Regions from separate parts of the Homo sapiens genome. Here all the other regions are linked to region 1. The links are chromatin loops, found by intact Hi-C in ENCODE. Cell type or tissue: endothelial cell of umbilical vein. All regions are shown on one strand. Links, peaks and the distances in the headings refer to the core of each region. The heading gives the core; the rest is flanking DNA. Region 1 holds the start of LOC105369908 (a long non-coding RNA gene). Region 2 overlaps LINC02413 (long intergenic non-protein coding RNA 2413). Region 3 overlaps LOC643339 (a long non-coding RNA gene). Region 4 overlaps LOC643339 (a long non-coding RNA gene).

What was found. A loop is a pair of places that touch in the nucleus more often than their neighbours do. Peaks named below come from ENCODE experiments on the same cell type or tissue, not always from the same donor. Only the 100,000 strongest peaks of a DNase experiment are listed, where the experiment ranks them.
Region 2: a loop joins it to region 1, with 4 times the contacts of the local background. A loop is called at or near these places in 6 of 110 quality-filtered maps.
Region 3: it touches region 1 in a loop (2.4-fold over the local background); 2 of 110 quality-filtered maps call a loop at or near these places.
Region 4: it touches region 1 in a loop (6-fold over the local background); 5 of 110 quality-filtered maps call a loop at or near these places.

What each region holds. Positions count from the first base shown.
Region 1 is chr12:93,087,134-93,095,190 of GRCh38, forward strand. The region is part of intron 3 of LOC643339 (a long non-coding RNA gene); the gene reads right to left. LOC105369908 (a long non-coding RNA gene) reads left to right here and starts at 3,347. Exons shown (of 4, transcript NR_188219.1): 1 at 3,347-3,495. In endothelial cell of umbilical vein, for the core only: no CTCF peak of the experiment used is centred there; DNase peaks (open chromatin) are centred at 3,198 and 3,728; H3K27ac peaks cover 2,620 bases.
Region 2 is chr12:93,012,747-93,020,803 of GRCh38, forward strand. It overlaps LINC02413 (long intergenic non-protein coding RNA 2413), which reads left to right. Exons shown (of 4, transcript XR_945212.3): 4 at 6,665-6,861. All of the region lies in intron 3 of LOC643339 (a long non-coding RNA gene), which reads right to left. Among named protein-coding and RNA genes, the nearest start is that of LINC02413, 26 kb to the left of the region's middle. In endothelial cell of umbilical vein, for the core only: no CTCF peak of the experiment used is centred there; DNase peaks (open chromatin) are centred at 3,355 and 4,245; H3K27ac peaks cover 2,487 bases.
Region 3 is chr12:93,276,067-93,284,123 of GRCh38, forward strand. The region is part of intron 2 of LOC643339 (a long non-coding RNA gene); the gene reads right to left. Among named protein-coding and RNA genes, the nearest start is that of NUDT4, 98 kb to the right of the region's middle. In endothelial cell of umbilical vein, for the core only: no CTCF peak of the experiment used is centred there; a DNase peak (open chromatin) is centred at 4,175.
Region 4 is chr12:93,028,944-93,037,000 of GRCh38, forward strand. All of the region lies in intron 3 of LOC643339 (a long non-coding RNA gene), which reads right to left. It also overlaps the pseudogene DPPA3P5. Among named protein-coding and RNA genes, the nearest start is that of LINC02413, 42 kb to the left of the region's middle. In endothelial cell of umbilical vein, for the core only: no CTCF peak of the experiment used is centred there; a DNase peak (open chromatin) is centred at 4,018; H3K27ac peaks cover 1,438 bases.

The DNA.
Region 1 (8,057 bases), core at 1,201-6,200:
CCAACCTGACCAACATAGAGAAACCCCATCACTACTAAAAATACAAAATTAGCCCGGTGTGGTGGTGCATGCCTGTAATCCCAGCTACTCGGGAGGCTGAGGCAGGAGAATTGCTTGAACCTGGGAGGCAGAGGTTGCAGTGAGCCGAGATCGCGCCGTTGTACTCCAGCCTGGGCAACAAGAGCGAAATTCTATCTCAAAAAAAATAAATAAATAAAAGGGAACTGACTGGAATTGGGCTAAGATCATGATGTAACCTTAGCCCAAGGTGGACGAAGGGAGGATCTTAAAGCAAGTGTTGATGAGTAAACTATGGCTTGATGAGAGTGAGCAATTTGCCCAAGGGAGCAGATTGTTATCTCAGATAAGCTGATCAGCAGGAATTTCCTAATGCAAACAGAGAAGTTATTTGTTGGCTTACAGTCTTATCTATTCTATGAAAAGTTTTCAGAACAAGTAACTTAAGTTATATTGACACAGGTGGTCTGAGTTCTAAGTCCAAATAGCAATGTCATGTTGATGGCAGTTGTCACAGTTCTCAAGAGAATGATATCTACTTTCTGTGGCTGTTGTCAGGAGTAAATGACATCATGGTTCTATAGTATCTGCCACACAGCAGGGACTAAATAAGATATTATTATTATCCATTTTAATTTATTTTGAAAGACCAAACAGATGTAATAGGAAATTTTTATATCTCTCAAATTTTTATTGCTTTTCATAAATAATAAGCAAAGTAAATGGCTTGCGGCTTTCCTGGAGTTTAGGAACTACTAAGTTACTAAGGTTATAGTAGAATTTGCACTTACTGAAAGAAAAAAAAAGGGGACAAAAGGAAAAAAAACATTGAGAGCTCTTTTTCTTTGCCATGATGCTAGTTGTCGGCATATTTGCATTCCCCAAGGACTTGGGAGTAATTAGCTCTGCATAAGCTGCACATCTTCAGGAAGAAAACAACTTTTATAAATGCAGAGAGGTTTCATGAAATGGTGTGTCATATGGAAATGCAATAATTTCTGGAGACTAGGAGTCTTTATTCATTCCCTCTGCATATTCTCAATTGAATTAGTAAAATTTTCTTATAAGAGAATGCTACATCTCTTCAGTCTCTGAACATACAAAGCCCAGAGGAACTTCTTGAGTGTTTGTATATTTGAGTGTTTGACTTCAGAATCTCTAGACGGTGGTTGAGTCTTATCCTCAGGAACAGAAAGCAACATGGTCAGATGCCTGTTTGACTCCAAGGGCAGTGCTCATTCAATGCCCCCACCCCAGCTTTCTCCACTGAACCTCGCAGCAGCATTCTAAAGACTGCAGGAGGGACTGCCCTGGTTTTGCCCCCTTCACTCCAGGGAGTCTGAACCTGCTTCACTCAACTTTCCCATCTCTAAAAGAGAGACAAAAAGTGCAGCACTCTTAATGTTTTGATGCGTCATTAAAACAAATAAAATAATCCAAACGATGTAGAAGAAAATTGTTTTACTGACAAATAATAATTATACATATTTATGGGGTACAATGTAACATTTTGATACACCAAGGGATGATTAAATCAAGCTAATTAACATATCCAGCACCTCACCTACTTACCTTTTTTTTCCTAGTGAGAATATTTAAAATCTACTCTTAGCAATTTTGAAATATGTAGTAAGTTATTATTAACTATGGTCACCATGCTGCGCACTAACATTTATTCCTCCTGTCTAACTCAAACTTTGTACCCTTTGACCAACATCTCCTCTTTCCCTGTCCCACCCCGTACCCCCATCCTTGAGTAATCATCATTCTATTCTCTACTTCTGTAAGTTCCACTTTTTTAGATTCCACAGGTAAGTGAAATCATGGAGTATTTGTCTTTCTGTGCTTGGTTTATTTCACTAAACATAATGTCCTCCAGGCTTATCTATGATGTTGCAAATGACAGAATTTCTTTCTTTTTAAAGGGTGTCTAGTATTGTGTAGCCAATTCTTCATAATCCCAAGATATCATTACTATGTGATAATAAAGGCAAGCGTATGAAGTAAAAGAAACTGTAGTAGGTCAAACTAATAAGAAAAATGCTGATCTGAATGTCTATACAATGCATAGATTGTGTTTTTAAAAATGCAACAGTATATAATTTCCGGACCTGCTATAGTCTTGGGAACTAAGCAGTATAAAACTTGGCTAGTGACTAGATAAAATGATGATGTATAACAGACATTAGTTACTTATATGCTTAATTAATCTGAACATTTACCCTACACTCTTATTGGCGTTATTAATTTGTTCAATTTGTTAAAAGAGTTTCCTAAGAAAATGTGGCTTTATTTCAGTACCTATTTTGAATCCCAAATATTTTTTATATTCTGGCTTGATAACTGAGTGACTAAGAGGTTTCAGGGCCTTGCTACTTGGGTTTGTATACAGGCCTACCATTTTCTGGCTATGTTTTCTTAGATTACTTCACCTCTCTGTAACTTAGTTTCCTCAATGATAAAATAAAAATAATAATCATGGTCACCTCATAGGGTAGTTAGGAGGATTGAATGTGTTAGTTCTTATAAAGTGATTAAAGAACCAAATGCATAGTATGTTAGTTCTTGTTTATTTTTCTTGAAGTTAACTGTAGGAATTTTACCACTTACAATTTACAGTGGCATTGCTCTATGGGAATAATACTACGTGGGAGGATTCTACCGTGGTTTTTGATATAGTTTGGATGCTGTCCTCCTCCAAATCTCATGTGGAAATGTAATCTCCAGTGTTGAAGGTGGGGCCTCGTGGGAGGTGATTGGATCATGGGGAGTCTTTCCCCCTTGGTACTGTCCTCACCACAGTGAGTGAGGTCCTGTGAGATCTCATTGTTTAAAAGTGTGTGGCACTCCCCCAACTCCTGCTCCTGCTTCCGCCATGTGAAATGCCTCACTTCCCCTTTGCCTTCCACCATGATTGGAAGATTCCTGAGGCCTCCCCAGAAGCAAAAGCTGCTATGCTTCATGTACAACCTGCAGAGCCATGAGCCAATTAAACCTCTTTTCTTTATAAATTACCCAGTCTTAGGTATTTTTTTATAGCAGTGAATGGATTAACACATTTTATTTCAAATTTATATCCTGTATAGCCTTGCATTATGAAAAGAGCACAGAACAGGAAGTTAGGACATCTTGCTTTGAGGTCTAGAACAGCCATCAACTATATGATCTTGGGTGAGTCACTTCACCTCTCTGAACCTGTTTCCTCAAGAAAAATAAGCAGAGTAGGCTGCCTGCGTGATCTCAAGACAACACACTGTGCTAGAATGAGTCTTACAGCAAGAGTTCAAAGTTCAAATTCTAATTCTAGAACTCGTTGAGTGTAAAATTCACAGCAAGTCATAGAACCTCTTGGAACCCCAGTTTCCACATCTGGAAGAAGGGGCAGAATAGTATCAAAAATGCTTCACTCCCAGGAATGTGGTGAGCATAAAATTAAATAATGAAAAAGTCAACTATAAAGCACTAAATAAATATAAGGTAAAACTATTAATAAAATCTCATTTAGTTTAATATTTCTGCTAAATCTTTTTATTTTCCTATAATCTTTTCCAAGTATTTGTTCTTCTGCAGGTAGAATTCTGTGGGTTGAAACCAGACTATAAAAATCTGTGTGTTTTTTTTTTTTTTTGTCACTCAGACTATCTGCTATGAAGAATGTTTTCCCTTAGTTAAGGTAACAGCTATAAATGTTCAGTTTGCCCCTGAGTCATTATCTGAGTCATGATTCTGTATGAGTCAAGAAATCTAAGAAATATAGAAATTATCTATTTATCCCCTTTCTTTTCTTTGTATAAATATCTCTAGATATAACCAATAAATAACTTGCCTCTATCTTGGGTTTCTTAATATTTTAAAGAGACTGTTGTAGAGGAATAGGGTAATGGGAGATTATCTTCATCAAGAAAGAGCCTGTGCATATAACCTGTACACACACACACACACACACACTCACACACACACACACAAAATCAACAAAACCCTATGCTCCAGCCAGAAAAACACCTTCTTGCCACTAGGCCCCTATTAGTGCTGGTCCCTCCACCTGGAATTCCTGTTCCTCTGATTTCTAACTGTTCAATTATACCTAGAATTCAGGGTTTTGTTATAATCTCAAACTTTCAGTGAGATGGATTGAGTGGTTCTTTGCCCAGTGAAAAATCTTTAAGGCCAATATTCCTTTTTTTGCAGATGGTGAATCTGACAGAGGAAGAATTAAATGACTTGTTCAAGGTCACCTTTGAGGAATTTGCAGGAAGTTTAACTTATGTATATTTTTCCCCTGTAGTACCCCAGGTATATCTTTTCAAATCATCCTCGTCTGAACCAATTTATGCTCCCCTTACCCATCAGGTTCTCCTGTAACACATATATAATACCACATGTTGCCTTGCACTATAGTTGCTTGTGAATAGATACCTCCCTTCCCAGAGAGTAGGTCCCACAGAAGAGTAACTATCTTATTCTCCAAATCCTTTAGAGCTTTTAGCACTGAGTACATACCCAGGTATCACAAATTTTGTATTTGTTGAATTGGAGTGGAACATCTCAAGGATATTTTTCTATTGCCTTTCTATGAATAAGCTCAGTTTTGCATGAGTCCACTTTGATTCTCACCTAAATAAGATCATGTAGAAACACCAAAAGCACCAGTGTAGATGCAAGAGATGGTGAAGACCTGAGGCCTTCACTGCTGCCTCCTGCCAGCCCTGCAGTTCTCAAAGAACAAGGGTCGTTGGGCAATCCTTCCAGACAGCTTCTGGGAGTGACCCGTCCTTGACACATTGAGTTAGCTGTGCTCTGAAGGCCCAAAGCGATTCGAAGCATGATTTTAATGACTGTCATTACTTCTGCCATTACTACCACCCAATAAAAACCATCATCAGCTTGATGTGATTATCCCTCGGTTGTGCAGTGCCTCTGGACTCCAGCAAGCAACAGAGCATATGGTCTTTGCCAATAGCATTATTCATCAATGGAGGATAAAATTCACAGTAGCACCCAGCTTGTCACAGTGGGGAATGGCTTTGGGCAAGTCACAGCTTCAGCTCAGCTTAGCTCTTTCCAAGATGTGGGCTCTTATTCACAATGCCCTTCATAAAAGTGAAAATGAAACACATGCTGAATGGGATTTTTAGAACAATAAGAACCCTATAATTAGGAAGCAATAGCTAAAATTATATTATCCCTGAGAGCAAAGCATAGTAACAAGTTAATGCAATTACTAATCCAGCTTTTTCCGAGGTAGAAGCAAACCATGCAATTATATCCTTAGTCTATATTTTTTCAGGGGCCTAATGACAGGAAAACAAATGAAGTGGATCCCCATCTTCCACCCTTGCCTCCGCTAAGCCATCAGAGGACAAGTTTCCCACCCCACTCTCTCCAATTTCACTTGAAAAATAAAACAGGCCTCCAGCTGTGAAATGGATTATGCTCTACAACTATGTACCTGGAATAGAAGCCATCATTCTTCATGAAGTTTGCTGAGAATTATGTATCGCAGCCTGGCAGCTTCCTGTTCCCTCGTTAGCCTGCATATCCCACTTAACGAAAGATTCGCCATGCACTGACTTGTATGTGACTCACAGTGTGCACAGTATGCACTGACTGTGACCTGTCCCCAAATGAACACAGTACCAGTCTAACGTACCACCTTACCTATGGCTCTCTCCCATACACACCCAATCCACTGCAGGCAAATGATCTACCCACAATCTCCCAAACACAGTCTTCACTGTCTGGTCACTGCTCCTTTACACGTGGCATTCACTCTGCTTGCAGAGGCATTTTAGAGTGGATATCTAAAGAAGGAGATTTCTCCCAAGCATGCACATAGGAGGGCACTGGTCTGATGCTCTGATTGACAGTTCACTACTGCAAAGAGGACAGATGAGAAAGCAGCTCAGCTCTTTGATGCTAAGGAAAAAACACAGAACCTCACTTATCTATATGTAATCACAAACTTTAGTATCCATCAGTACCAAGCCAAAATAGTTCCTGTTTGGACATACATTATTAGAAATTAACAACAAAATTTAGTAAATGGTTGGCCAGTTCTGAACGCAGAATAGCCACCTCTGAGTGAGCATTTTGATCAATCTAACTCACACATTTCTGGTTCAACAAAGTTATTAGATGAGAAGACCCAAAACGGTGTGTAAATGGGACACAGATTTATAAACAGTTAATTTATAATCATATATGGCAAATTAACCTGTATGTCACTAATGTGCCACCAATCATAAGACATGCCATCATTTAATCTGTCATGAAGAAGTGAAAAACTCAATTAAACGGTGACATCATGCTTCCTGATTAGAAATGTTCATTTTTTTGTTATGCTAAATTTACATAAATACATATTTATTTAAACAACACGGGGCCACAATATGAACATCTATGCCCAAGTTTCTGCATGCCCAGCAATGACTGCCACCCTGACAATGGTGACTGATATCATCAAGTGTAACATGCATCCTGATTCAAGTTGTTCAACTGTGACACAACGGGTACCTTAGCACTGATGAAATATGGTACCCGCCTGCGTCACATGAGCTTCTCATGATCCAGCAGCCTCTCCTCACCTGACACTGGCTCTAGTCCCCAGTAATGACTCTGATCCTGTTTGTCCTAGGAGTCTTCTCTTCCTTTGTTTCCCACTTCCCTCACTGGGCTACTCAGTAACCAGTTAGCTGTTAAGGCGCAAGCCTTTTTTTATTTTAATTTTTATTTTTTCCAAAACTCCTCAACAATTGCAATTGCCACTTTGTTTCTACTATTATTGCCCTTGACTTATTTCTTTATTTATTTAAGTTTCTTTTGTTTTTAAACAAGAAGGCTGGGTACAGTGGCTCGTGCAGATAATCCCAGCAATTTGGGAGGCCGAGGCAGGTGGCTCACTGGAGGTCCTGAGTTCAAGACCAGCCTGGCCAACATGGCAAAACCCTGTCTCTACTAAAAATACAAAAATTACCTAGAGGTGGTGGCACACGCCTGTAATCCCAGCTACTCACATGGCTGAGGCAGGAGAATTGCTTGAACCTGGGCAGCAGAGGTTGCAGTGAACCAAGATCGTGCCACTGTACTCCAGCCTGGGCAACAGAGCGAGACCCTGTCCAAAAAAAAAAAAAAAATCTCAAGGCTGGGCATGGTGGCTCACGCCTATAATCCCAGTACTTTGGGAGTCACAGTACTCAGGATCATCTGAGGTCAGGAGTTGAATACCAGCCTGGCCAACGTGATGAAACCTCGTCTCTACTAAAAATACAAAAATCAGCCGTGCATGGTGGCATATGCCTGTAATCCCAGCTACTTGGGAGGCTGACACAGGAGAATTGCTTCAACCTGGGAGACGGAAGTTGCAGTGAGCCGAGATTACGCCACTGCACTCCAGCCTGAGCAACAAAGTGAGACTCCATCTGAAAAAAAAAAAAAAAAAAAAAACCAAGAGAATCTTCCATCATCAATTGAAAAACAGTAACTGCCCTTATTCTCACCCAGGAGGAGAGAATGAAAAAATGTTATCATTTTAATATCTTTATAATTTTAGTACCATGTACATAACATGAAGTTTACCATTTAATCATTTTTATTACAACAAAATATTTTTTAATTTTTCTGCTATTGTTGTCATATACTTTACTTCCGTGCATGTTATAAACACCATGATACATTGCTATAATTTTTCCCCAAGAGGCTTTCAGAGGTCTGCAATGAGTTAGGGTTGAAAAAACAGTGATCCAATGTGCTAGTTCAAAGACTGCCTCTCCTTGGCTTCCAGGAAGCCTTCTAAACCTACCTTTTCTATTAGCCTACCTTTTTTTTTTCTTTCCAATCTTTTAAAATTCTATTACAGATGTACAGCAAGATCAAAGGGAACACCTTGTCCCTGGGGCTTTAGCTACTGGCTGGAAGAGAAGCATAGAAATGTCTTTAACTCTTTCCAGTGGATATCACTAAGGTTATCCAATCATCCCATGACCACTCGGCCAGAGGGGGTGAGATCACCCCACCACATCCTTTACATGCACACACACACA
Region 2 (8,057 bases), core at 1,354-6,353, 74 kb before region 1:
ACATTTCTTCATTGTGAAGTTACTTTTCCCTCTTTCCACACTACTCTTCAGAAGGAAGTCACTTAAAGAATGGGAAGCTATGTTCCACCTCCTTCAGGGTACAGTACCCTCATAAATTGTTTGAAATTCATTTACATGGAAGATTTGTCTATTCTCCTCCATCTATTTATTTATTTGACAATTTATTTATATCAATATGTTGTCATTAGTTTTCATTTCAACTGTTCTAATATGTGTATAGTAATGGTCTTAATTTGCATTTCCCTTAATGGCTAGTGATATTGAACATATCTTCAAATGCTTGTTTGCCATCTTTGTATCCTCTCTGGTGAACTCTCTGGATGTCTTTTGCCAACTTTCAACTAGATTCTTTTTAATGTTGAGGTTCAGAGTTCTTTATATATTCCAGATACTAGTCCTTTGTCAGATGTGTGATTTGCAAATATTTCTCCCAGTCTTTAGCTTGTCTTTTTATCTTCAACAGGGTCTTTTGCAGAGTAAAACTTTTAAATTTTTGATAAAGTCCAATTTATTATTTTTCTAACGGTTTGTGCTTTTGGTATCACATTCAAGAACACTTTACCAAGCCCAAGGTCCCAAAGACTCTTCTATGTTATCTTCCAAAAGCTTCATAGTTTTGCATTTTACATTTACCTCTATAATTCATAATCAGTTAATTTTTGTATAAGGTATGAGATTTAGATGAAGATTTATTTTTGTCTATGAATATCTAATGAGCCAAGAATAATTTTAAGGAAGTGATATCAATGGAAATGAACTCTAAACCAGATGGGAAGAAAATGAAGATGGGGCCAGGTGTAATGGCTCATGCTTGTAATCCTAGCACTTTGGGAGGCCAAGTCGGGGGGATCCCTCAAGCCCAGAAGTTCAAGACCAACCTGGGCATCAAAGTGAGACCCCATCTATACAAAACAAAAAATTAGCCTAGTGTGATGGTGCAGAGTACTGTGGTCCCAGCTACTCTGGAGGCTGAGGTGGGAGGATCCGAGGCAGAGGCTGCAGTGAGCTGTGATCATGCCACCACATTCCAGCCTAGGCAACAGAGGGAGACCCTGCCTCCAAAAAATAAATAATAAGTAAAGATAGAAGGCTAACAGATAATTCTTAAGTGTCAGAGTCCATGCTTAAGGTAAAATAAATGTAGCTACGGGCTGGGCTTGGTGGCTCATGCCTGTAATCCCAGCACTTTGGGAGGCCAAGGTGGGTGGATCACCTGAGGTCAGGAGTTCGAGACCAGCCTGGCCAACATGGGAAAACCCCATCTCTACTGAAAATACAAAAACTAGCCAGGCATGGTGGTGCGCACCTGTAATCCCAGCTACTAAGGAGGCTGAGGCAGGAGAATCGCTTGAACCAGGGAGGCGGAGGTTGCAGTGAGCCGAGATTGCACCACTGCACTCCAGCCTGGGTGACAGAGCGAGACTCCATCTCAAAAAAAAAAAAAAAAAAAAAAGTAACTACAAAGCCAGTCAGCCAAAGACTAAGAAATAGATAGTAGTTGGAAATTTCAGAAAGAAAGCAGGTACTGGTGGTGTAAATAAAAAGCCCAGTAGTGGCCAAGGGGGTGACTGGCTGAGATGAGGTGGAGTGGGGTAAAGAAGTTAAGGAACTGAGATATCAGGGTGTAGAGAGGCAGCCTGTGAAAGCTGAGGTCAGAGAATGATGCAGGAGTGGGTGGAGAGAAAGCACATTGGTCAGGGGCTCAAGTGTTTTTGAATGAGCAGGAATGAGCGGAGGTCAAGGAGATGACTGGTCCAAGATGGGGGGAAAGGAGCAAGAGGAGACAGTGTCAGGAGGGAGGGAGAGAAATGCTTTGCAGTCAACAGTGAGGAGCCAGGGGGATGCTTTTTCTACTTCTTGGCCTTAGGGTGCAAGGGGGATGAGAAAGAAAAAACAAAACAAAACAAAAAACTATCCTGTCCTTGAAGAGGCAGTGGGGAAGGAAATGGCCTCAGAAGTCTTCCAATGTCCGTTAGAGCAAACAGGTGAAAGGAATATTTGGAGAAAATGCTGCATGAGATGATCCCAGGACAAGAGGCAGGAGGGCAGTTTCAGGAACTCAGAAATACCAGGAATAGGAAGAAGGCTTTGAGTCACACTGGAGAGCAGAGCCCAAGTGACAGAGCTGCCCTTGGTTATCATGAAATTCTGAGGGATACGTCGTTGTTAGACTGGGCCTGAAAGTCAAGAGTGGAAGTTCTAAGAGTCCTCAGAGAAAAAGAGGGTGAGCTGATGTTCAGGCCTCTAACTGAGATAATTATGTGAAAGCACTTTGCTTATTTATTTATTTGTTTATTTGTTTTGAGACAGGGTCTCGCTCTGTTGCCCAGGCTGGATTGCAGTGGCATGATCTCGGCTCACTGCAGCCTCCGGCTCCCCAGTTCCAGTGATTATCCTGCCTCAGCCTCCCAAGCAGCTGGGATTACAGGCATGCGCCACCACACAGCTAATTTTTTGTATTTTTAGTAGAGATTGGGTTTCACTACGTTGGCCAGGCTGGCCTCAAACTCCTGACCTCAGGCGATCTGCCTATCTCAACCTCCCAAAGTGCTAGGATTATAGGCCTGAGCCACTCCACTGCCTAAGCACTTCATTTATAAAGCTGTGTCTTAAAAAGCTGGAAATCACTAGCTATTGTTAGGTGGTGAAAGGCATTACACAAAGCAAATTAATATGTTTGATACTTGTTGTCCAGAAATTATATATTTATGATTATATCTACACACACGATAATATTAAAAAATATCCATTGTTGCTGGGAGCAGTGGCTCACTGCTATAGTCCCAGCTATTCTGGAGGCTGAGGATGGAGAATTGCTTGAGTCCCGGAGTTGGAGGTTACAGTGAGCTATGATCATGTCACTGCACTCCAGTTGGGGTGACAGAACAAGACCCTGTCTCTAAAAAATAAAAATAAAAAAATCCATTGGCCTAGACATAACAATTTCATGGTTAGTTATATAGACAAATATATAAATACACACATACACGTTAGCCAAAAATGGTAAGTTCAAGCAGCTGTAAAATAAAATGCAATCGGACATTTTACAGCTTGTATTTTAAGGTCCTGGCTCAGTTCAATCTGTCTTCTCACTGGTTCCTGCTTCTCTCTTCTTTGTTCTACTTCTATTTCTCACCATGTTTTGACAGGTGAGGTTGTTCATGCAAAGGGATCCAACAAAAATACAGGAATGCCACCTTTGCCTCCTCAACCAGGACAGAGCAACCCTCCCTTTCCTCCTTGCAACAAAGCAGGCAAAACACACATTCTCCTACCGCCCCACCATGAAGCTGAGGCACGAATGGCAGTGATGCTATTGTTTTGCTTGCAGGGAGGGAATTTTCATGCAATCAATAAGTCACCTGCCCTCTTTGCCCAGGATCAGCTCTCCACCCAAACCCCTGTGAGCTTCAGTGGTAGAATACTTCAAGCTTCAGCCAGCACAAACATGTCACAGCAAGAGGGACAGCGATTGTATTTGCACACACAATTTGTTTAAGTACAGGCTTTATTTGATCCTTAAAAAAAAAGAACAGCTTTGGTATTACATTACAACCAAAGGAATTTAGCCTTTAACCTGCAGTTTCCCTATTCTCAGTGATATAAAACCTTTTTCTGATAAGAGGTGAGGCCCAGTGAAATTTTATTCTTTTCCCTCTTTCCCGGAGGTGAGGTAATGAACTAACAACTTAATTAGACCCTGTTTTATACCAACTAAAATAATAGAAGGGAGTCTTTGGTAACATGGCAAAAAAAAAAAAAAACAAAAAAAAAACCCCAGGAACATCAGGCATCATAATACAGAGAATATATGATTAGAATTAATCAGGATATGGAAAGATATGTTTATCCTGTAGATACTTCACCCTGAAGCCATACCATTTTTATTTCCCCTCCATTGGGCATAATGGAAGGGACTTGAACCCTCTGCAATGGACTGAATATGCATTCCCCTGAAATTCATATGTTGGAGTTCTAATTCCCAAGGTGATGATATTAGGAATGGGGCCTCTGGGAGGTCGTTAGAGTTAGATGAAGTCCGGAGGGTGGAACCTTCATCATGGGATTAGTGCCCCATATAACAGGCCTCAGAGAGATCCCCTGCTTCTTCTAGCATGTGAGGTTACAGTGAGAAAACGACTGGCTATGAGGAAGCAGGCCCTCACCAGACACTAAATCTGTCAATACCTTAATTTTGGACTTCCCAGCCTCCAGAACTGTGAGAAATAAATTTCTGTGTTTATAATCTACCCAGTCTATGGCATTTTGTGATAACAGCCTGAAGGGACTATGACATTATTCCCCACTGCCCAGCTCCACTGAGAGCTTGAGAGCTAGGACTCTAGAGGACACCCGAGAGAGAGAGGCTGGCTGGAGAACAAAGGGAGATAGGCTTTTTTTTTTTTTTTTTTTTTTTTTTAACAAAGGCCTTCTTGTTGCTCACAAAGGAGGAGGATTCTCATAGACTAATTTCCACCAATGGAAAAAAATAAGAGCAGCTTTGCCCCATCCTCTGAACCCAGTGTCTCTCCAATCATCACACAGCAAGGTTTTTTGTTTTTGTTTTTGTTTTTCAGGTAATGGTCTGTGTATTTGTTTTCTATGCTGTGTGACAAACTACCACACGCTTAACAGCTTAAAGCAACACATGCTTATTATCTCACATGCTCTTTGAGTCAGGAGCCTGAACACAGCTCTGCTGGGTTCTGTCCTTAGGGTCTCACCTGGTGGCAATCAAGGTGTTGGTCAAGGTTGGGTTCTCATCAGAGGCTTGACCAGGTAAAGATCTCTGTGCATACTCCCTCAGGTTGTTGAATTTATTTCTTTGCCATTGTAGGGTTCATGGCAACTCAATTCTTCAAAGTCAGCAACAGAGAGAGAAAGAGAGAGAGAGAGAGAGACTCTACCTGGGTCTACTAAGAAAACAGAGTTCTACATGAACAAACATGATCTTGGGAATGACACCCCATTACCTTTGCCATATTCCACTGGTTACAGGCAAGTCACAGGTCCTGCCTACACTCAAGAGGGCAGAAACTTCAGGAGATAGAGATCCTGGGTACCACCATAAAGTCCATCTGTGTCTCTCTAGTCTAGAAATTTAAGGGTATAGCCAAGGAGTTCTAGAAGCAACATTTGTAGAAGAATCATAAAACGAGGGTAGATATTTTAAGTCTACACACATATTCACACACCCTAACCTACAAATAAAATAAAGGTAGGAGTTTTTCTTGGTGGTCAATGGCATGAGATATTGTAGTCATGCAGTGTGGCTTTGCATCTCTGATCTATAATTTATTGGTTGCTTAACTTTACTAAGCCTCAGTTCCCATCTTTAAAATGGGAATCATGGTACTTATCTTTGAAGCTGTTATGAAAATTAAATTAGATAAAGTAGACAAAACACTTAGCACAATGTCTGGCATAAAAGTGCTCAAAAAATGATTGCTATTGTATCCGGGTAAGATCCTGAGGTGCCTCAAACAAAGTAGAATTTTATTTTTTTAGTTTTATATACTTAATTAACTAACTAATTTTTGGAGACAAGATCTCCAAAAGTCACTCAAGCTGGAGAGCAGTAGTGCGATTATGGCTCACTGCAGCCTGTAGCTCCTGGGCTCAAGCTATCTTCCCACCTCAGCCTCCTGCATAGCTGAGACTACAGGCATGTACCACCATGCTAACTTTTTTTTTTTTAGTAGAGCTGGGGTCTCAATATGTTGCCCAGGCTGGTCTCAAACTCCTCGGCTCAACCCATACTCTCACCTTGGCCTCCCAAAGTGCTGAGATTACAGGGGTGAGTTACTGCACCCAGCCCAAGGTATGATGTTCTCTAGACACAGATAACTTAATCTTCAAGGTTGGGTTCCTTCTGAGATCTAAGAGGTTTGACACCATTTTGGCTCCATGCTTCCCTCAAAACCATGGTCTTTTTAACCTCCTGAGTGGCTCTACCAGGATCTCAGCCTACCTTTTCCTGTATCTTCATCAATGGAACCGGTAAACTTTTGCAATGCTGAGTTCAAAGTCCCTGCAGACCTTCACACTTCATAACTGGAATGCCCTGGAGGAGGCTGGCCTCTTTCCTACCCACCTATGCCTCCACCCATCCTGTCCTTAGGCAGACACCTACGGGTCCTAGCTGACTGTCTTAGCACAAGCTTCCTATATGCTAGACCTGCTTAGACCTTGGAACCTGGCTCCTGAGATGGATTCACTCAATTATTCACTCACTAAACACCTAGGTGACACTTACCAAGTGCCAGACACAGAGCTAGTTTGAAAGAGAGAGAAGAGTGATGAAGACAGAACCCTCTCTTCAAGCAGGCCATTGGCCAATGGAGAGGCAGACACACACCAACAGAGTAAAGCCAACACTTGACTTTGGACAGGAATATATCGGACATCTTACACCAATCCCTCAGCCTGTGAAAATGCAATGATCAGCCGGGCCCCTTGCTTTCTCCCATGTCTCAGTTCCATCAAGATTCATGCTTTCTGTACGGTCTCACACCACTTGTGCATTTCCAACTTCTACTACAGTTTTATGCCTCACGTGATAAGCAGTTTTTGTGCTAGCTGTTTAGTAAATGTTTAGTACTTACTAAAACATTTCATACACCATGTTTTCCTTTCTCCGCAGAACGTGTGTGATGGACTTATGGACTCATTCACTGCATCGATCTTGGGCACTGCCCAGCTTCATGTTCCACTCTCCCGTTTATCCCAAATTGCTGAGGATTTCCTAAGAACCATCACTTTCCAGAGCTCATTATTTTCTGTTATTTGCCTCAGCAGCACAAGCTGTTTTCACAAAGAAATAAAGGGTCTTCTATTCCAGAAGAGTTCTTCTATGCATGTAGGTGAGCAGACAGTGCAGAGCCATGCTGAGGTGTGTGTGCCTTGCTGTCACTGTCTCTCCTCCGGGAGGAACACTAGGCTCCTGTACACCAGGCTTCCCACAGCCCAGGAGGAACACATCCACGCCTTGCCAGTCATTTGCATCTTAGTAAGACTAAAACTAATAAAACTAACAATAAAACTTAAAATAGATTGAAGGATTACAGTATGCCAAGCATATATGTATTGTGTTATTTGGCCCTCACAGTCACCTTTTGAGCTAGGCACCAGTACCAGCTTTAAGAGCTCAGGAAGCTGAGGTGTCAAGATTTTAAGTCATTTGCTCAAGGTCACACAGCTAGGAAGTGTAGTGGGAGAGTCAGTCCCCCATTTGTCCAATGCAGTGCTGTCGCCCAAGTGTGAAGAGGGATGTGCGGGTCTGAGAACAAAGTTAGCCTGCTTAGTACTTTGTCCAAGGTCAGCCCTGGCTCCAAGCCCAAGAAACAAGGCAGGATCAGCAGCCACAAAGTCCAACAGTCAGCCAGGCTCCCATACTGCAGGGGTCTCTATCACAGCCCAGCTCTGGATATGGGCAAATGAAAGCTAGCAGCAGAGTACCCAGGCTACCTCTGCACAGGGAGTGACTGCGGAACTTCAAGAACAAAAGAGAGGCAAAAGATGTGGGGTGGCCTGTCTGGGAGGGACTAGGGAACAGGGACACCTTGCAGATAACTCTCAGGACTGAGGAGTAAATATCTTTTATTAAACAAAGCTTATAATTCTGACTCTAAGCCTGGCGTTCCTAACAATGGCAGGGACTGATGGCTGTGAAAGGCACTAATCAGACACAGTAGATTCGTGTTTACACTGGGAAGGGCCGCTGATCCCGCATAGGCCTTTGAAGCCACCCGTGCTCACACAGATTGTAATGCACTATGAAGTCATGTCTTCAAATAAAAGGGAGGAGTTGAAATAGACCTGTCTAGCCAGTTATTTCTCTAAGGCACTTCAAAGAAACATTTTCTTTGATCGTTTTGACTTTCCATCTATAAGAAATGTGAACATATTACTCATAGAAATTGCTGAGAGACCTCAGGCTGATGGGGGCTTCAGTTTGACCCATCGCCAGTGAAATGGGAAGGATAAGGTAGGGAAGGGCACACTGGTTCTTAAAACTTCCACCAGGAAGTGACACA
Region 3 (8,057 bases), core at 2,115-7,114, 190 kb after region 1:
CACCTTTAATGCTTGGTAGCTGTATTGTTTCTTTCTACCTGTATCTAGATCTAGATTTCAAAGAAAGCAGATCCAGAAGCTCACAGTCTAATGGAGAATTCATATATCTCAATCTCTATCTAGACCTACATATAGACCTAGATCTAGATAGAGACATACACGTTTTTCTCTTTTTTTAGGGAAAAAAAAAAAAAGGCCAGGTGCAGTGGCTCATGCCTGTAATCCCAGCACTTTGGGAGGCTGAGGCGGGTGGATCACTTGAGCTCAGGAGTTAGAGACCAGCCTGGCCAACATGGTGAAACCTCGTCTCTACTGAAAATACAAAAATTAGCTGGGCATGGTGGTGGGCACCTGCAATCCCAGCTACTTGAGAGGCTGAGGCAGGAGAATCACTTGAACCCATGGGGGCGGAGGTGCAGTGAGCAGAGATTGTACCATTGGATTCCAGTCTCGGAGACAAAGCGAGACTTCCTCATTAGACTGTGAGCTTCTGGAAGGTGGGGCCAGCATCCTATTCATCTCCATCTAGTCTGTGCTTTTGTGGAGCCTGGTGCAACTTAGTTGATCAGCAAATAGTTGACAAATGAATGTTCTGAGTATTTTAGAACTCAAACAACAAAAAATGTAAATAATTTTAAAAAATAAGCAAGTGACATAAATGCACAACTCATGAAATAAAATACAAATGGCTCCTAATCGCACGTACTAGTCACGTCGATTCCAGTCATAATAAGAACGCAAGTTAAAGCTATGCTGAGAAAATATTTTACCTCTTAGCCTGGCAACATGTCGTATCAGGAGGCTGGGGAGGGAGCCGGGCACAGGCAGGCTCATACCTGGAGTGTGAAATGGTGTGTCCCTAAGGAGGGTAATTTGGCATCGTCAATCAAAATTACAGATATGTTTATCTTTAGTCCAAAAATCTCACTTCTGCAGGATACCTGCTGAATATCTTACAGATCTGCAAACATAAAATAGCTATATGTATAGGGTTACATTGCTACATTGCTTGTAACAACAAGATATTTAAACCAAATCAAAGGCCCTTCTCTAGAGAACTGGGAAGATAACCTGGGTAGGAGCGGGGACCAGCGTGGATAGCTGGCGAGAGAGGAAGATCTCTCAAGGCGTAACTTTCATATCAGGTTGATTTTTTTTTTTTTTGAGACTGAGTCTCTCTCTGTTGCCCAGGCCGTAGTGCAGTGGCGCTATCTCGGCTTAATGCAACCTCCATCCCCTGGGTTCCTGTGATTCTCCTGGCTCAGCCTCCTGAGTAGCTGGGATTACAGGCACGCACCACCACACCCAGCTAATTTTTATATTTTTAGTAGAGATGGGGTTTCGCCATGTTGGCCAGGCTGGTTTTGAACTTCTGACCTCAAGTGATCCACCCATCTCGGCCTCCCAAAGTGCTGGTATTACAGGCATGAGCCATCACACCCGGCCGGGTTGATTCTTGCATTATGTGAATGTATTATATAGTCAAAAATGATGAATTAGAAATGAAAAACAGGTACGTAGTGTTAAGTAGTAGATCTAAAGATAGAGTTGGAAAAGTCTTATGCCTGTCTTGTCCACTGCAGGAAGGTTCATGGAAAGAAATAAAAATGACTCTCAAACTCAGAATAACTTAAAATTTTAAAATGGCATTAAAATGTACCTATCAGTTAACTAATTTTCTGAAAGACTTAAGATGGCGTCTGTTTTCCTTAAGAACAACAAAAAAGCATCATACCAACCAAAAACCCCTAAGTCATCTGAAGGAAATGCCCCATTGCTCACTGTGGGGCATTTTATATGCTCAGGACATGGGCTGCCTAACCACTATGTTCCCTCATTTTCCCCTGCCAATCCCATCAGAATTTTATTTATTTCCTACTTTCAACTTTTTCTAGCCAGTTTCGACCTCTTTTTCAGAACGCAATATCCTCACATATCTTGGACTTTTCTTTTTTAATTTTTTCCCTCTCTGCCCCACCAATCTGTCTTGGACTTTTTTTTTTTTTTTTTTTTTTTTTTTTTTTTTTTTTTTTTTGAGGCAAAGTTTCGCTGTTGTTGCCCAGGCTGGAGTATGATGACGCAGTCTCAGCTCACTGCAACCTCTGTCTCCTGGGTTCAAACAATTTTCCTGCCCCAGCCTCCTGAGTAGCTGGGATTACAGGTGCTTCCCACCACGCCCGGCTAATATTTTGTATTTTTAGTAGAGGTGGGGTTTCACCCTGCTGGCCAAGCTGGTCTTGAACTCCTGACCTCAGGTGATCCACCTGCCTCAACCTCCCAAAATGCTGGGATTACAGGCATGAGGCTCTGCGCCCAGCCTGTCTTGGACTTTTCTAGCCTCCATGCCATCTATCAAAGTCTTCTAAGATCTCTGACTCCATTCAACTTACACATTTATACTCAAAAATCTAGATTGCCTTCTATGCATATGATGCCCTACCCAAGCCAGGACACAATAAATACCTCATGTAACCCAATAAATATCTCATAACAGTCCTGTAAGATGAAGACCATCACAATCCATCTTCTCAGCATTTTACAGGCTTTTTTTTTTTTTTTTTTTTTTGAGACTGAGTCTCACTCTGTTGCCAGGCTGGACTGCAGTGACTCAATCTCCACTCACCGCAACCTCTGCCTCCCGGGTTCAAACGATTCTCCTGCCTCAACCTCCCGAGTAGCTGGGACTACAGGTGCGCACCACCATGCCCAGCTAATTTTTGTATTTTTAGTAGAGATGGTGTTTCACCATGTTAGCCAGGATGGTCTCGATCTCTTGACCTCATGATCTGCCCACCTTGGCCTCCCAAAGTGCTGGGATTACAGGAGTGAGCCACCACACCTGGCCTTTACAGGCATTTTTTAAATGGAGCCTGGAGAGGTCTAGTACTTTGTCCAAGGTTATGCAGTAAGGGGAGGTGGGGCCAGGAAGTCATCTTGAGCAGTCTGACTCCATGGCCCACTATTCACTAGCACTGCCTCCCTAGATGCCCCCAAAATGCTTCTGGCCATAGACCTTTCCTTCTGCTTCTCATCCCTCTATGCTTCTTTACCTTCCATGCATGCATTCATTTGTCCATAATATCCCTGGCCACCTGCTGTATGCCAGGCACTGTGCTAGGCGAGGAGGATGCAAAGATTAAGAAGACAGTAGTCCCTGACAGCAGTCCCTGACTTTGAGAAGCTTACATTCCATAGAGAATGCACAGAGGTAAAGGACAACCCCATGCACAGGAGGTTCTACAATGTGAGCCTAGGATAGGGCCACCCACACACACTTGTATGCCTTTCTTGTTTTTCCTCCTCTGCTCAAAAAGTCTTCATTTAAGGCCCTGTGTTCATCATGATGGGAAAATCAGCTCAAGAAAACTTCAGGAGGATTCCTCCAGGTAAATTAAGTTACCCAAACAGACTAACATGCTAACAACTTTCAGATTTGGAATCTGCTCCTCTAGAGCCTACAGTTTGATGACTGTCATTTCATGTTGAAACAAGAACAAGAGGATTGCTTATGTTTGCTTCTCTCTGCAAGAATCTAGGTTGAAAACAAAATGAAAAGGAAATCTAATCTGAGGACACTTCTCAAGTAGAAGTCAGAGGAAAGAGCAATAAAGAAGAACTCAGAGGTCTTACCTGTTACCCTTAAATGTCTTCTTCCTGATCACAGTCCAAAGGACTCATGTTACTAATACCATTGTTCTGACAAAGCTAGCAAGGACAGTCTGCTGAGCAAGTATGCAGTCTTCTCTGTGATCTATTCTGTCTTCACAGGCAAGAGTGATTGCCCATGTTCCATCCCCCAACAAAGCATCAAAACCAACCACACAGACCTGGGTTCAAAGGCAGACTCTACCACTTACTGAGAGATCATCAGTGTCCTTATCTGGAGAATGGGAATCATCCCTAACAGGTGCAAAGACTCTAGCCTTGGGCATGATCAAATTCAAAGCCTTCTTGGGACACTCTCATAATCAGTCACTGCAGGCTTTCACCTGCACAACCATCTAGCTCAGCTCTTGTGCTAATATATCAGAGCCCTGGCCCCAACTGCCCAAGGGACTTGTAATTATTTTTGCAGCCGTAAGTCTGGCATCTAGTCCTGCAGATGGGTAGGGAGAACAGGTCCTATGACCTGGGAAGAGAGGGAGTTGAAAGCAACAGAGTATCCCAGCTGCAGTCACACAGGCTGGGGCTCAGATTACACTCCAGACAGGATGCAGAGCAAGAGTACAAGGAAATCCAGGCGAAAAGAAATGCTGCAAGTTGGAGGGAGGGAAGTGTCCAGGATGCCCCCAGAGACAGACTGAGTCCATAGTTAGATATCAACAAAGCAGCACCCAAAAAATGACTACAGAAAGAATTCCCTACTTCCCAAAAAACACTCAGAAAATCACATTGAGGGAAAAAAATCTGAACTATGTTGGACTGGCCTGAACTTTTGTATAGTTTAATATTGTTTTTAGTTTTAATACACAGAAGCCAGGTGAAGGTAGGGATTGGAAGACATCATATTCTTCTCCACGCTAGGTCCACTATGGTTCCTAATCCAGCCTGGCCTATTAAATACCAATGAGATTTAATGTATGTCTCTCTAGATTGAGGGTCAGAAACCCAAATGCCTACAGAAGTCAGGCAGATTAGATAAACGAGAAACTGTGCTAGGTGGGGGTGTAGGAGCTGGAACACAAATGCTCTATGGATGCAGGCAGTTGTTAATCAGTCAATTGCTGCCACAGAGAAGCATGGCCTGAGTTGCTGGATCAATTTACTTTTACATTCCCACATATTAATTCTAAAAATGATTTTTCCAACTGTCTTAGTCTATTTGAACTTCTATAATAAAATTCCATAAGAGGAGTGGTTAATAAACAACAGAAATTTATTTCCCCCAGTTCTTGAGGCTGTCAAGTCCAAGATCAAGGTACTGGCAGATTTGGTGTCTAGTGAGGGCCTGCTTCCTAGTTCATAAACTGCTTCCTTTTTGCTATAACCCTACAGGGAAGAAGGGGTGAGGGAGCTTTCTGGGGCCTCTTTCATAAGGGCGCTAATCCCATTCGCTACGGCTCTGTCCTCAAAACCTAATCACCTCCCCAAACCCCACCTTCTTATACTTCACATTGGTGATTAGGTTTTAACATATGAATTTGGGAGAACATAAACATTCAAATCATAACACCAACCTATTTTGGGGGTTTTTTGGGGGTTTTTTTTTTTTTTTTTTGAGACAGAGTCTCACTCTGTCACCCAGGTTGGAGTGCAGTGGTGCGATCTCAGCTCACTGTAGCCTCCACCTCCTGGGCTCAAGAAATTCTCCTGTGTCAGCCTCCCAAGTAGCTGGGATTGCAGCTGCCTACCACCAGGCCCTGCTAATTTTTGTATTTTTTTAACTAGAGATGGGGTTTCACCATGTTGGCCAGGCTGGTCTCCAACTCCTGACCTCAAGTGATCTGCTTGCCTCAGCCTCCCAAAGATAGCACCAACCTTTGTTCAATTTATAAAAGATGTTTGAAATTAAAGTCTGATTAATTTCTATTTTCATTATGGATTACTAATAATATCAGCTAACACTTCCATAAAACTTACATGGCAGGCAGCATTCTAAGTGCTTTATTCACGTTGACCCATTTAATCCTCACAACAGCCATTTGAGGCAAATCTATCATCATCCTCCTGTTGTAAATTAAGAAATTGGGAGTCTCTGAGCCTACTCTGGCTCAAGAGGCTGCCCAATAAGAAATAAGAAATTGTTTTTTAATATTTAAAAGAAAGTTAAAGAAAAAGAACAAACAAATTAAGAAATAGAAGCATAAAGTATCAAGCAAATTCTCCCAACTCACTCAGATAATTTGTGGCACAGCTGGAGCTACATGGACAACTAACCCTGGGTTCAAGATGAGTTTAACTTTGAGGCTTCCAGAAAAGACATGAGAGAGCCCTCCTGTAAATGGTGAATGGTTTTCTTTTACCAAAGTCTTTATAATAGCTCATTCCCCCAAAACCCTATAAATCAGAGAAGTCAACTCTGACCCCTTGTCTGTGTTAGTCAAAAAGTTTCATTGGAGCAGAACCATACCTACTCGTTTATGTGTCCTCTGAGGCTGGCTTTGGTGTATGGTCTCTACCATGAGTAGTCATAACAGAGACCATGTGGCTCCCAAAGCCCAATATGTTTATTATCTGGCCCTTTACAGAAATAGTTTGCAAACTGCTACTCTGAATTTAAAAAGATTTTTTAAAGTTCTTATACTTTATACTTAATTGTACTAGACTCAGATTAAGAAAAATATGTCCTTGAGGCCGGGCGTGGTGGCTCATTCCTGTAATCCCAGCACTTTGGAAGGGCGAGACAGGCGGATCACCTGAGGTCAGGAGTTTGAGATCAGCCTCACCAACATGGCAAAACCCCATCTCTACTAAAAATACAAAATTAGCCGTGTGTGGTGGCACACGCCTGTAATCACAGCCACTTGGGAGGCTGAGGCAGGAGAATCGCTTGAACCAGGGAGGTGGAGGTTGCAGTGAGCTGAGATCATGCCATTGCAGTCCAACCTGGGCAAAAGAGCGAGATTCCATCTCAAAAAAGTAAAGAAAAGAAAAAGATGTCCTTGAGGCCAGGTGTGGTGGCTCCCACCTGTAATCTCAGCACTTTAGGAGTCTGAGACAGGCGGATCACTTGAGGTCAGGAGTTTGAGACCGGCCTGGTGAACATGGCAAAACCCCATCTCTACTAAAAATACAAAAATTAGCTGGGTGTGGTGGCGGGCACCTGTAGTCTCAGCTACTTGGCAGGCTAAGGTGGAAGAATCACTTGAACCTGGAAGGCAGAGGTTGCAGTGGGCCGAGATTGAACCATTGCACTCCAGCCTGGGCAGCAGAGCGAGACTCCATCTCAAAAATAAGAAAAATATGTCTTTGAAACTTCAATTAAAAGTATCTCCTCCTAAAGTTGAATTCATAGAAGGAAGAAAGCTCTTAACTAGAAAGTTCCTTAAAAACACACAGATATGGCCAGGCGCGGTGGCTCACACCTGTAATCCCAACATTTTGGGAGGCTGAGGTGGGTGGATCACCTGAGGTCAAGAGTTCGAACCAGCCTGGCCAACATGAAGAAACACTGTATCTACTGAAAATACAAAAATTAGCTGGACGTGGTGGTGCGTGCCTGTAATCTCAGCTACTCGAGAGGCTGAGGCAGGAGAATCGCTTGAACCCAGGAGGCGGAGGTTGCAGTGAGCTGAGATCATACCATAGCACTCCAGCCTGGGCAACAGAGTGAGACTCTGTCTCAAAAAAAAAAAAAAAAAAAAACACAGATACATAAACTTTTATGGAAATTTTCAGTTTCTTCTATAAAAGCAGAAAAAGAAACAATTCAAACCACAATTCCATTTCTCCAATTATCAAAAATCTGCCAATCCTTTTTTTATCCAAAAAGACAACTTTTAGTGGTAAAAGCTGCTTTTTTGTGGCAACTGTTCTTGTTTCTATTTTATTTAAGGTTTTTTGAATAACTAGAACATACTAGAATTGTGTTTAAGAAGACTGAGAATACATCTTACATTTGTGACTAATGACCCTCTTAGACTGAAAATCAATGTTTAGGCAATAAGTGTAAATTTTACAGATTACAATAAAATAAAAACAAGTTAGTACACAGCTATAATTTGATGAAGTTAAGATGGTATTTTTAAACTGAAAGGTCAAGTTTCTTGTGGAAACAAATATGTGTTTCCAAGGATTGTCTCATTAGTAACTGGTGGAATCATTTATAAACAAATAAGACAAACAACCTTTCCAGGCCTCAATTCTTAAGATAAGATATAGAAAAAGGTCATTTTAAGACCCTAGGAAGTGTCACACCATCAGGACCTTTCTACAAATGAGTGTTTAAATATACTGATGATAAATACCTGAAGAAATTAAGTTGACCTTAAAGAAATTAAATTAAGTTGAATCATTGGATTTTGTCCTAAACTTTGCAGAATCAGAGATCATTTCGACTTTGCAGACTTCAAGCAGGGTATTTTTCTGCTCAACTGCAGTTGACATTTCTTGCATGG
Region 4 (8,057 bases), core at 1,116-6,115, 58 kb before region 1:
GAGACCAGAGCCTGGAATCAAGGGACTGGGGAGGAGAGCCAAGCTCAGGCCCAGGGGGTCTCCTAAGAGAAGTAAACCTGGCTCTCTACTGTGTGGGATGCTGATGCTTGAGAAACCAGCACCACAGGAAATGTCAAAGTCCTGGATAGAAGTTGGAAATGGAAAACATGAAGTTCCAGCAGCAGCAGCAGTATGAGCAACTAGAGGGCTGCAGAAATCCCACCGTTGAAAGAACTCCTTCCATGTCAGTGGGTCAAACCCAGCCAGGGAGGCTAGGCTGCTCCACACTTCCACCCTCTCACCCCCAGGGCTCCAGAGAGCAGATGAGGAGAAACCCGTAAGGATTTATCTAGCCAGATAAAGCACTGAAGCCACAGCCTGTGGCCTCTGACCGAGATTTCTACGTGAGTGATAGGAAACCTATTTCTGTGCCTGACATTTCTGCCTGTTTCCAGACAGGGTGTCCCAACTCAAGTGCTATGTGGCTTAGGATTTCTGGGGTTCCATTATGAATTGAAGTTTCTCTGGGATGAACCTCAAAAATTTTCCTACCGTATTGCTTCCTAACTTCTCCTTGGTCCTCTGAAACTGCCAAAGTCTTGCTTTGTAGAATTACTTTCTGTAAGCTCCAAGTGTGTATTTATTTTGAATTAACATTGTTTACAGCTTTATTGAAGAATAATTTATATACAATAAACTTCACCAACTTAAAGTGTGAATGGATTTTAGTAAATGAAAATAGTCATGCCACCACCACCACAATCACATTTTGGAACACTGCCATAACCCCGAAATTGTCCTCAGGCCCCTTTGCATTCAACTCCTGTCCATATCCCCAGCCCCAGGAAAAAAACAATCTATTTATTGTCCCTTTAGTTTTGTCTTTTTAGGATTTTCATTAAATATTTTGAGACAGCCAGGTGGGAAGGGATCCCCAGAGAGACTCCAACCGGCCTGCTCCCCGGGAGGAGTGCGCACTGGGGTGGAGCCTTGGGAAGTTCGTGCCATTTGCAGGGGGAGGAGCCTGGCCTTTCTTCTTCCTGGGTGGAACCCGGGATTCAATCTGTGAGGCGGAAGCCTTTACTAGCAGGACTCTCACTCTGCTGAGGGTCCCTGTTTGCCCTTTTTTTCCTTTTCACCCAATAAATTCCATTTTTCTCACCCTTCAAAGTGTCTGTGGGCCTAATATTTCATGGCCGTGTGACAATGACCCGGCTCTTAGCTGAACTAAGGAGAAAGCCCTACAACGATTTCAGGTAAATGGAATCATACAGTACTATACATGGTATTTTGTTTTTGGCTTCTTTCACTTAGCCTGGTGCCTTTAAAATTCATCCACATTGTTGCATCAGTACTCTATAGAGGAGGAAAAATAATTTTTCCTCTACCTTTCATGAGTTCTTAATTGGAACAGACCCTTGTAACAAAAAACAGATTAATAAGAGAAAAACAAACAGAAGATTAATCACATGTATACCTTATGCATATGTGGAAGATACTCAGGGAAGAGTGAATAAAATCGCCAGAGTAGATCTCAAAAGCTTGCTTACACTTGAGACTACAGTCATGTACCATGTCCCCTGAAATAAAGAAAGAAGGGTGTGGGAAATGCCTAGTTATGGGGAACTGGCCAGGAAAAGCCCCATAAACGAGGTTTAGATTTGTTGTACAGATTTAAGCCTATGCCTTCTCCATTGGCAAGAGTGTCTAGTGATCTACCATCCTTTCCTCCTGGTACAGAGAGGGAGACAATCTTACAAATGGAGAGTTCCTTTATAGATGTACATTTCTCTTACAAAAGGGTAACCTCTACTCTCATTTTCAGAGCTTCTCCTGTGTCTGCTGTTTCCCAGAAGAATCACCTCAAATAATCCTTATGCCAAAAAAGCATATTTTGAGGTGGTATATTCTGGTCTCCTACAGTCATATTTTGGGGGTATTGTGCCCTGTAGCCCCATCAACTCCATTCCTTTTAGTTGTTAATATTTAACTGTATATCACCATTTTCTTTTTATCTATATATCAGTTGATGGCCATTCAGATTGTTTCCAGTTCGGTGTTATTATGGAATGATGTTATGAACATTCATGTATGTCTTTCAGTGGGCATATTTTCTCATTTCTCTTGGGTAATACCTAAGAGTGGAATTACTGGGCGGTAAGTGTATGTTTAACATTTTAAGAAGCTTCTTTTTTTGAAACATCTGTATTGTTTTCCATTGCCAACAGCAGCGTATGAGATTTCTAGTTGCTCTATAGCCTCACCAACACTTATTATTGCCAGTATTTTTAACCTTAGCTATTCTAGTGTGGGTGTAGTGGTCTCCCATTGTGGTTTTAAGTTGCAGTTCTGTAATTACTAATGATGCTAAGCATTTTTTCATGTGATTTTTTGACAGTTCATGTATTTTCTTTTGTGCATTGTCTATTCAAATATTTTTCTCATTATATTATTGGATTGTTTTCTTAAGTTGTAAGAGAAATTAATGTTATCTGGATACAAATCCTTTGTTAGATATATATTTTACAAATATTTTCTCTTAATGGCTTAGCTTTTCATTTTCTGAATTGTGTCTTTTGACAAGCTAATGTTTTAACTCTTTATGAAGCCCAATTTATCAATTTCTCTTTTACAGTTCATGCTTTTTGTAATCTATTACATAAGAAACTTGCCCTAATCCAAGGTTACGAAGATTTTTTACTATATGTTATTCTACAAGGTTTATAGTATTGGCTCTGAGATTTAGGTCTACTCTCTGTTTTGAGTGAAATTTGTGTATGCTGTGAGGAAAAGGTCAAGGTACCTTTCTTAATATAGAGATCCAGTTATTCCAGTATAATTTATTGATGGCTGTTCTTTTCTTACCTTGGCACTTTATCAAAACTCAATTGACTATGTTAGTGTAGGTCTATTTCTGGACTCTCAACTCTGCTGCATTAATCCACATACCTGTCCTTATGCCACTACCACACTGTCCTGATTTTCTAGCTTTTCTAGTAAGTCCTAAAATCAGATAGTATAATTCCATTAACTTTGTTCTTTTTAAAAATTGTTTTGGGTATTCTAGTTCCTTTGCAGATGCTGCATTTTAAATAATGCTTTAATGATTGGGAAATATAGCATATCTAATACTATACCCATTTTATTTATTTATTTATTTATTATTTTTTTTTTGAGACAAAATGTCACTCTGTTGCCCAGGCTGGAGTACAGTGGCACCATCTTGGCTCACCGCAGCCTCTGCCTCCTGGATTTAAGCAATTCTCCTACCTCAGCCTCCCGAGTAGCTGGGATTATAGGCATGCACCACCATGCTTGGCTAATTTTTGTATTTTTAGTAGAGATGAGGTTTTACTATGTTGGCCCAGGCTGGTCTTGAACTCCTGACCTCAGATGATCAGCCTGCCTCGGCCTCCCAAAGTGCAGGGATTACAGGCGTGGGCCACCACACCCAGCCATGCCCATTTTATAGACAAGGAAGCCACAGACTTATAGACAAATATCTGACTTCACATCACAAGTCTGAGTTTCTGTCTTTTTGTGGTCACGTCTCATTTTCCTACTGGACTGCCAGTAAGGATCCTATGACAGCAGAAACTATGTAGGTTTTCTTCACTTCTGAATCCCAGGTAAAGTAGCTTTTATAGTAGGTTTTCAACAAATACTTCTTGAACAAAAGAAGGAATCAGGCCCAAGAGAAATTCAATGACTTGTGTCTGGTACTAAGGTCAGTAGCAGAACTGAATCCAGAACTTGAGTTTCCAAACCCTTCATTTAGTACTTTTTCTATCATGCAATGTGAGTGGAGGAGATAGAGAAGAAATGCAAAGAAGAAAAAACAAAGCAAATGATGTTGGTGTAGATAAGAGCATTATTAGAAAGTTTGATAAATGCTTTTGTTTTGATACATCTCAGCCTATAGCCTGCAGCTGCCAGCCACTAAACACTTAGATGTTTATGTTTTGCTTGAAATACTTTTTAACATGCAGAGGGATATCCAGATGATTCACAGATCCCAGACCACAGCCTAAACAGGAGGCAACATTTCCTTCCTGAGCATGGTTCTAGGAAAATAAAGAACAGGTGCATGAGGCCAGAATGAGTCTCTGGGGCTCACAGCAGACAGACCCCAGCTGAACTCTTCTGGACTGACAATGCTTCCAATGAGGAAAGATCTTCAGGGAGCAATGTTTGGCAATGATTTTCTCCCTACAATCTAATTATAAAGTAATTTCAATCAAATATATACAAACATATATATATATATGTATATATCTTGTGCTATAGTTCTTCTTTTTTTAAACCTGGAAAACCAGGTGCCAGAAAAAATAATAACACGGTGTTAATCTGAGAAGGAAAGTAACTGGAAAAGAGGATAAGGAACGTACAACAATCAGACAGTGGAGGTGGCTCCGACTCCACAACCTCTAATTCATGTGACATGTAATCTTCTTAAACAATGATTATAGATACTAACTGTGTATTTGAAGGGGATGGAATTGTCATTAAGTGCTATGCAATATCCTGTCAACCAAATTCTCCCTTCAGGTAAACACATGTCGCTTCTGTTGAAATTAGTAGGTGTCACAGGTAACCGGGAGGCAAGTTTGGTTCTGGAACCTTACAAGGCACTGTGAAGACTTTGATTTACAAGCGATTATTAAGGAAGATTTCCACCAGAAGTAGTCATCCATAGGGGAGAAATTAAGTATCTTTATTTCAATAGAGTCAAGAAACATTCGCTGATGGTAGACTTTGTTCAGAGCAAGATGCTGAGTGTTGCTGCGACAATCCAAGAAGAAACACGGACAGCCCTGCCCCAACTTGCTCCCAAATCTGCAGGTGAAAGGCAGACCATCTCTTGTGTCTGCCTCATTCCCTCAGTTCTCAGCTTAAATGTCACTTTCCCTGGATGACATTCGATTTGCCCAGTAAGATGCAGCATATTTGTAATTACTTATTTAAGGCTTGTTTTCCTCTTTACCTCCAAGAAGAAAGGGACCACGCCCATCTTATGTTGGCAGGCTGTGGATGTCTTGAGAAGAACACAGGTTCTAGAGCCAGCAGCCTGTGTTCATATTTCAGCTTCACCACTTATCTCAGTATGATCTTGGGCAAATCACATAACTTCTCTAAGCTTTGGTATCCTCATCTGCCAGACAGAAATAATAATTCTCTAGTACTTATCTCATAGCACTGCTCTGAGCTATGATTAAATGAGGTAAAGCCACTAAGTGGCCTGGCATGTATTAAGCCCCCAATAACAATGAAATAAAATGTCAGCAGATAAATGAAGTTCATCCCTTTAGTGAATAAAAAAAAGACAATGGTTGCCATTCTCTGGTTATTATAATGATGATACAACAACAATAATTCTTATTGAATGCTTACTATGGGCCAGGCACTGTAATAAATGCTTTACATATAGTCAGTGAATTTAGGACATGTGGATATCAAGCCATCGATGACAACCCGGCCTTTTAAACTCTTCTCTCTGGGCATATCAGCATTTATTAGGGAAGCAGGACCATCAGAAGAGCCAGTGTTGGTGGCATACGAATGTCTGTGTTAGTCAATGTCTTGGAAGGAACTGAATGACATGCTCAAAGGGTTAATTGAGGAGGATGAAATGAAAGAACTGTGTCAAGGATTTGGGCACGGTTAAGGAAAACAATAAGCATCAAGGAATACCTAGGGACTAGCAGCATTTGGGCTGTTACTTCCCCTAAGCTTGAATGGATAAGAAAGAGAAATGGTGTTTCCAGGGTGCAGTGAGATCTATAGTCAAGGGAGGGGAGCTGCCCTGCAGATGCAGTAGTGGGAGATAGAGGATCCCAGCCATGCCAAAACCATGGTGAGGCAGGGAGCATCCAGAGAATGCTCAGAGCACTCTCCTCCTGCTTGCTTCATCTCCTGTTGCTACCTCTCCATGGCCAAACTGTGCTAGAAGCCAGACAGTGATGGAGCCAAGGTGATGCAGCCCATAATTATCTCCTCCTGAAGCAGAGAATCAAACAGAGAAGGGCTGAGAATGAATCTATTTAGAAGAGCAAACAGAATAACCTGCACAAAACCACTGACCATCACATCTAGTCAAACTTGAGTAAATTCATGTTGACTACATGAAGAACATTACAGGGAAGTGAGGAATCTCAACAGTTAAGCCAAGCAAGACTGTCAGAGCTTAAAAAGTTAAAAAGAGGTTGGGGATCTGGTTCTCAGTCTCTTTCTGGGCTACCTTATAGCAATTTGAGGCTCCGTCATCAGTTTCTGCAAGGTTTCAAAGATCCAGGAGAAGCTTAGTGTTGTGTCAAGATGCTGATGGACCCATCACAGAAGTTTAATCCAACCTCCATCCCAGAGTCTTCACAAATGCTCACCAAAGAAAATTCCCAGGACGATTCAGGGGCCTCTCAAATCTGCTCCGAGACGTTGACAAAAAACCTTAATAACTTGACTGTCAATGCTAGTAACGAATCCCCTTCCCCTCTACCGGAATGTTCACTCCATGAACAGTCTACAAGAGCAACAATCCTCAGGGAAATCACAGATCACTTGCTTTACAGGAGGAGAGGAGTAAGAACATTGCTGTCTGTGCAGAGAGAGAGGATGGCAAGATTCAGATACATGTTACTCGGCGGAGTTCATCCGCATGAAAGAATACTAACAAACACTGGGCTTAAGGGAGTTAAGAAGGAATCAAGACCATTCAGATGTCCCTGCAGTTTCTGCTTGTTTAACAGATGGGATCCTTCTGAGAATGCTAGAATAGGGAATTTTGACACCAAGCCACTTCAGCCATAAACCTTATTCTTGTACCTTTTTTTCTTGCTGGTAATTTTATATAGCAGATTGAGAAAGCTACTCTATGCTACTATAGACTATACACCAATACTTTTGATAATGAGTTCTAGGATGTATTTTTCTTCTTGTATCTTTTTCTTCCCGCTATGATACTAGTAATTTATAAGGGATCTGTGTAATTTGAATGTATTTGAATAACTTTAGCTCTACTGTTTGATTTGACCCAAAGAAGCCAAGACGACATAAGTATTCCCATGTGTCTTAGAAGCCCAAAGTCAATGAGATGAAACCCAACATCAAGAAATTGAAGCAAAGTTACTTGTGGATAAAGAAAGCATTAGGTAGTTTGGCTATAGCATAATAATTAGATTTTCTGGCTTTCAAAATTTTGGATTGCAATCACAGCAAACTTTGTTATTTTTACAGTTTTCAGTACAAAAAGGAGTTTATATAGAAACAGTAAAGTTGGCATTTGAGTACCTTTAAAAAACAAAGTTAAAAAGAAAGACAAGCTTTTATTTCCTGCTACAACTACTGAAGATGCAAAAAAGGTAAGGGCCATTAGTTAGCAACCAGTGTCTATTATTCCTCTTTCTGCTGTCATTGTTGAAAGATGAAAGTTCATGCAAGCAGGCTCCATTCTTGCACATGACCTAATTATCATATTTAGTTGAATGTAAAAACCCTAGTTTTGCTGATGAATCTGAAACATCACAGCCAATCACTTTGCCTTCCCATTTTCCTGTCTAACATCAACTGATTAAGATTGGGAGTATCTTCTGTTTGTTAAATGAAGCACAATTCTTCTGGATGATATCTTTATATTTTATTTTTTTGTTGTGATAAAATATATAATACCTAAAATGTACCTTTTTAACCATTTTTAAGTTTACAATTCAGTGGCATTAAGTACTTTCACATTGTTCTGCAACCATCACCACTATCTATCTTCAGAACTTTGTCAACATCACAAAAAGAAACTCCCTATCTATTAAACAATATGTCCCATTTCCCTTCCCCCCAGACCCTGACAATCACCATTCTACTTTCTGCTTCTGTGACTTTGCCTATTTTAAGTACCTCACATGAATGGAATCGTATAGTATTTGTCCTTTTGTGACTGGCTTATTTCATTTAGCACAATGTCATCAAGGTTCACGCATGTCATAGCGTGTATCTGAATTACCTTCCTTTTTTAAGACGGAATAATATTCCACATTATATGTACATACCATATTTCATTTATCCATTCA